Regions from separate parts of the Homo sapiens genome. Here region 2 is linked to region 1. A link is a loop called in an ENCODE intact Hi-C map of the cell type or tissue named here. Cell type or tissue: Calu3. All regions are shown on one strand. Links, peaks and the distances in the headings refer to the core of each region. The heading gives the core; the rest is flanking DNA.

The links. Peaks named below come from ENCODE experiments on the same cell type or tissue, not always from the same donor. Only the 100,000 strongest peaks of a DNase experiment are listed, where the experiment ranks them.
Region 2: it touches region 1 in a loop (4-fold over the local background); 6 of 110 quality-filtered maps call a loop at or near these places.

What each region holds. Positions count from the first base shown.
Region 1 is chr15:96,231,107-96,234,031 of GRCh38, forward strand. All of the region lies in intron 2 of NR2F2-AS1 (NR2F2 antisense RNA 1), which reads right to left. Among named protein-coding and RNA genes, the nearest start is that of NR2F2-AS1, 95 kb to the right of the region's middle. In Calu3, for the core only: no CTCF peak of the experiment used is centred there; DNase peaks (open chromatin) are centred at 755, 1,395 and 1,785.
Region 2 is chr15:96,316,034-96,318,958 of GRCh38, forward strand. The region is part of intron 1 of NR2F2-AS1 (NR2F2 antisense RNA 1); the gene reads right to left. Among named protein-coding and RNA genes, the nearest start is that of NR2F2-AS1, 9.6 kb to the right of the region's middle. In Calu3, for the core only: no CTCF peak of the experiment used is centred there; a DNase peak (open chromatin) is centred at 1,378.

The DNA of each region.
Region 1 (2,925 bases), core at 152-2,651:
ACATGCTAAATGTTTAATAAATGAGTGTGTGCTTCCCAGTGTGGCAGTGTTTGCCTTTCTTACTTGGTGTGTTACTCAGAAATCTTTGGTTTGCTGGCTGGGTGCAGCAGCTCACACCTGTAATCCCAGCACTTTGGGAGGCCGAGGCAGGTGGATCACCTGAGGTCAGGAGTTCGAGACCAGCCTGGCCAACATCATGAAACCCCATCTCTACTAAAAATACAAATAATAATAATAATAATAATAATAATAATAATAATAACTGGGCGTGGTAGTGCATGCCTGCAATTCCAGCTGCCTGGGAGGTGGAGACAGGAGAATTGCTTGAGCCCGGGAGGTGGAGGTTGCAGTGAGCCAAGATTGCGCCACTGCACTCCAGCTTGGGTGATAAAATGAGACTGTGTCTCAAAAAAAAAAAAAAAAATCTTTGGTTTGCCATGAGTAAAAAGTCAACTGAAACCAACTAAAACCAAAAAGGAGAAACATATTAGTTCCAATAAGTGAGGAGTTTAGAGAGTTCAGTTTTCAGGTGTGGCTGGATCCAGGTACTCAAGTAATGTCATCATGCGCATCTAACTATTGCTCCTGCTCTGTGCTGCTCTGCTTCCTTCTCCATTGGCATCCTTCATCAGGCTTTCTTCACTGCAGTTAATGGTTTATATGTGGCTCTTCTAGAAGTGAGCATACTTCTTTCTTTACATCTCCAACCAATGTCTCAGGCAAGCCTTGTATTGGCAGAGCCTGGTATCATGTACCCATCTCTGAACAAATCACTTCCTTCAGAAGAATAAGACATCTGACTGGCTAATCAAGAAGTAGGAGGAGGAGAAAGTGGGGGGAAGGGAAGAGAACATAGAGAAGATGATGGTGATAAATGGACATGTGACATAAGAGTAGCCTCTCGTAGCCCAGAGGTGTCTTGCTGATTTTTATCTTTAATGTTATCTCAAAAATTTAGCTTCCAAAAAACAAAAAGAAATAGACCATTCCATCTCCTCTTTAGGTTATGTTGTTTATTTGTGCCTTATTTATTTTATTTAAAAGAAAATACTACAGAGTAGCTTTGAACAAGGCAAGGCTTATATGGATGATGCCATTTAGGAGCGAGATAGTTTCTTTCTCTGCTTCATTGTACTTGGTGATAATTATAATCGGTGCCCATGGTGACTCTTTATTGTGTCATTCCAATAAATTCACATTCATATTTAAAATCATAAATTAACAAGGGTTACTACAAAGTGTTCCTTATTACACATTTATAATTTCTCAGACACAAGGAAAATAATGGGAGTTTCCCTGTGGTCATTTGTCACATAATAATATCCTTCCGCCCTGCTGCATACAAAGGTCCCATTGATTGGAAGAGCAGCTACACTTGTGCGCAGGGCCAAAGGATTGGGGAAATTCTCAACTGGTTTAACAAGAATGAGCACCACACATTCTGAAAGGTCTGCAGTGACCAAGTCACCAAAACTGGGTCTGCAATGAGAATTGGGAAAAATTAGAGAAGTGCCTTTAGGCAACTAGAAACTGAGAGACCGAGAGTTCACATAAGAGCAAATGAGTATCTTGGGCCATGCCTTATATTTCTCCTGAAATTTCTTCCCACTCTCAACAGAGAGAGAGAGAGCCAAGGGAGAGAGCTATTCCATAGCCACATGGGTGCCGGTCCTCACACCCAGACCCTGAAGCCCCCGTAGCATTACTGAGAATTATATTCTCCCCCTTCCCTTGACTTTTTTGTTGAACTTTTCTTTTTCTTTTAGACCCAGGACAGAACATTGAGTAAGTCATACTCCTCAACTCATAGCACGCTATCGTTACAAGTTTGTGCCAAGCCCTTCACTCATGTGTTCATTAACTTTTATCTCCTTTTCCCCTTCCATTTTCCTCCCACAACCCATAAACAATAGCAGTATTGTGTTCGATGACATCCTTGAGTTTGTATGCATTCTCATAAGACACCCCAAATTTCCTTGCTCTGTCTGTATATGTACCTTATATACACATACGTTTATGTATAAGCATATATATACATACATGTTTACATATATACACATATGTATGTTTATACATAAATGGTGCCCACAGATGTTTTTGTGGTTTTCCTCCCTCTTAGTCAGTTTTTAAGATTTAATCTGCACTGCTTCATACTGCTGCATAGCATTGTATGATGAGCCTCCCTGACATCTCACTACCCATCTCCCCAGCGAAAAACACCTCAGTCACCCCATCCTCACCACCACACCCAATGCTGGGATGGGTTCCACTCCCAGGAGCAGGACAGCTGGGTCATGGGGCTCATGGATCAGTCTCCATCTGACTTCCCTGCGTTGACTATGAAGCACCCACCATGATGATGGTATCAGGTTCATAGCATGTGAATGGAAGAATCTGGGGCTCAAAGAGGTTAAGTGATCTGCCTAACTTCACATCGCTAGTTAAATGCTGGCGTCTGGATTTAAAGCCAAGTTTCTCTGACTCCCAGGTTCACATCCTTCCACCGTAGACTGCCCTCTGAGACAGCCACGTATAAAGGGGTCCTGGAGAACCTCTGACTGGCCTGCACACTGGGAGGAGTGTGGAGTCTCGGGAAGCTCATGCCATTTGCAGGAGGGAGGAGCCTGGCTCCTTCTCTTCCTGGGTGGTACCTGGGATTCAGCCTGTGAGGTGGGAAGCCTGTACTAGCAGGACTCTCACTATGCTGAGAATCTGCTTCCCCTTTTATTCCCTTTTGCCCAATAAATTCCGTTTTTCTAACCCTTCAAAGTGTCTGCAAGCCTAATATTTCGTGGTTGTGTGACAAGACCCCTATTTCAGCTGAACTAAGGAGAAAGGCCTACAACACTTCCATAGAGAGCTTATGTTTCAATATCCTAGGCTATAGGTAGCAAAGATTTGGTTAGCAATCTTTCTTGTAAGAAG
Region 2 (2,925 bases), core at 108-2,607, 85 kb after region 1:
ACAATTAGAAGAGGGTGGTGGAAAAGAAGCCCGTAATTCGAAATATGTTTGCCCAATATATTCAGTGCATAGGATGAAATGTCTCTCCTGTCCTTTTGCATCCATTGGAGGACCTCCTGTTAGAGCGGGAAATTAAATAATCACTTTAGCAATAGATTATTTCACTTAAATTGGCTTTATTCTACCAGCAACATGCTCTGGCTGGCTGCAAGCTCAGACTAGGTAAAAAATGTGGAGGGGTTGTTTGATTTTGGATTGCACCTAAGTGCTTTTTCTGTGACATTTTCAACCTCATAATGGGTTTGGTCTTGCAAAAAAATTGGATTTGAACAGCATTTTTCAAGTGCACTTTAGAAATCTTTCAAAAGAGAAAATTCTCTGACACATTCTTATTCAGGAAAGGTTAGATACATCTGTATAATGGATGGACTTTTTTTTAACTTCACTGAACATTTTTGTCATATGTGATCTGAATATATATGTATATATATATATACACACACACACATATGTTGGGGAGAGTGTGTACACATGCATGTGTGCCCCTATGTGTTACTGGTTTGTATGTGAATATACTTACATATAATAATATAAGCATTCTCAAAAAATGTCTCCCTTCTTCCCACAAACTGTTTTTCACAATGATCATTTGAGTTTGTTGTAGAGCTCAGTAACCTTATTGTAGGTGGCAAGTTTAAATGTGCCATATTAATAACTTGTTATCCAAGACAAATTAAGTTCTTATATGTCAAAAGCACTCGGCACTGGATTATCTACAAGACAAGTATTTATTGAATAAATGTTGAGTCCAATTTCATTTTAATGTGACTGACTGTATGTTTCAGCCTCTTAGGCAGAGATAAAAAACACTCAGACCTATAACTGTGTTGCAACATTACACCTAACTTGTCTATTTCTATTATTGTCTCTTAACTTAGAATATGGAAAGAAGGCTTTTTTTTTTTTTTTTGGTTGTTGTTGTTGTTCTGAAGAGCAAAGAGAAAGATAGAAAAACGGCTGGCATTCAGCCTAAAGAGAAATCATTGAAACAAATTAATCCTATGCTGTTTAAATTGACATGGTAATCCATCATCAGAGAAGGCAAACTCTGAAAGCAATCTAGAATCTGCCCTGCTCTTTCACTGGCCCTGGAGGCACAAAGACAGATAGTAAAGGAAGGAGGGGGGAAATCATAAAAGTTAGAAATGCCTGAGAAAAGAATAAAATTGGTGGTATCAGCTCTCACTGTCCTGCCTCTGCAAACCTCCTTTGGAAAGGAGAGGTTAACTCTCAACAGTTGCTGTCCCAACTTTCCCTCTAAGTGGTAGGTCTCTGGAGCTGAGCTCTAGTCTGCCTCCTTCTCTAGGCTGCCAGGCTGCTCACCTCAGTCTAACCATTGCCTGCCGTGTTTAAAAAGTTGACCAGCCAGGAGCTTGGCAGGACCCACAGAAACAGTTCAGTTTGCACAGAAACTTTCCCAACATGGTAAGGGGCTCCATTTATGGGGTTTAGGATTTGGGTTTCTTTTTATTTTGTTTTGTTGTTGTTTGGGGTCTTTTGGTGGGAGAGAGTGAGAGGGAGACTTTTTCTTCATTTTTTTTCCCTCCTATCTTATTTTGTACTTGACGAAAAAGCATGTTATTGTAATTTTTAAAAGAAAACTTTTGTAACGTCCATAAAAACTTAGGCAAGACATCATGCCCTGTCACTTGTCTGTCTTTTATTTTGGAGGCTTATTTTTCAAATCTCTCTGCGCTTCAAAAATCCTGCAATGTTAAAATTTGCTTTTAAATTCAAAAAGTATATAAAACTGTAAAACTGAAGTGTCCCATCTTAGAAGATAGTTAAGGTTTTAAAAATAAAAAAATTTTAAAAACTTATTAAGAGCTCCACTGTTCAAACACACTGAATCCTAAGAATTGTTTTTTCTCTTGAGCTTAATTTATGTAATGTTTATGTGTTTTGTTTTTTAGGGGAGGAGACATTTTACAGAACATACCTTTCTCATTATTGCCTGGACATACCAATTTGAACACAAAAGTGAATATTATTTTTTCAATTTAATAATGCATTCGACTATAAAGGCGAGACAATTTGAAAATATTTTTAACTTCAAAAATTCACTCTGTTAACAATAGACAGTATGTGAAGACAAAAACCCAAATATCTTTGTACCAAAAGCAAAAAGGCAGAAGGATATGAATGTAAACCCTACCCAACAACTGCCCTATTTTAATTTATCTAGGATAGTGTTTCTTCTAGTTTATTTTAAAAACCTTAGCATGCTACTGAAACTTCAGAATAAACATCACACCTCTTTTCTATAATTAGAATTTTTATTCACTGATTTTAAAAAGGGAGTGAATAATTCTTGTATACTGACTAATGCTTTTTAAAATACGTAAGCATAAAAGACAAATTAAAGGCATTTCCAGGGTAAATAGGAAAGGAGGGTTAAAGACTCATATTAAATATTCATTCATCCACAGCCATGTCAGTTGCAATTTTAAGAGTTGTTAGGAAAGAAGAACAGGTTTAGTTGTTTGTTTTTAATAGAACCTGGGGGGTTGAAATAGTAGCTCTTCAATAACTGAACATTCAAATTGCAATTCCTGAAAAAGATTTGATACTTTTGAATTTGTTTTCAATTTATATACAGTGTAGACTTTAGCAAAATAGTATCTAATTTTAAAAGCCATTAAATTAACCAAAATCACATGTAAGAAAATCAATGAGTAAATAGGCATAAGTCTTTATCACTCAGAGGAGGCTAAGAAGAAAAGTATCTTTAAAATCCTCACTACTTAAATATCACAATAGTAGCATCTTTTTAATTACTTGGTAATGTGGCAACAAAGTATATGCAAAGAAATTGCAACATACCTTTAGAAGTAAATAAGTTATTAACATACATTCTACACAGAA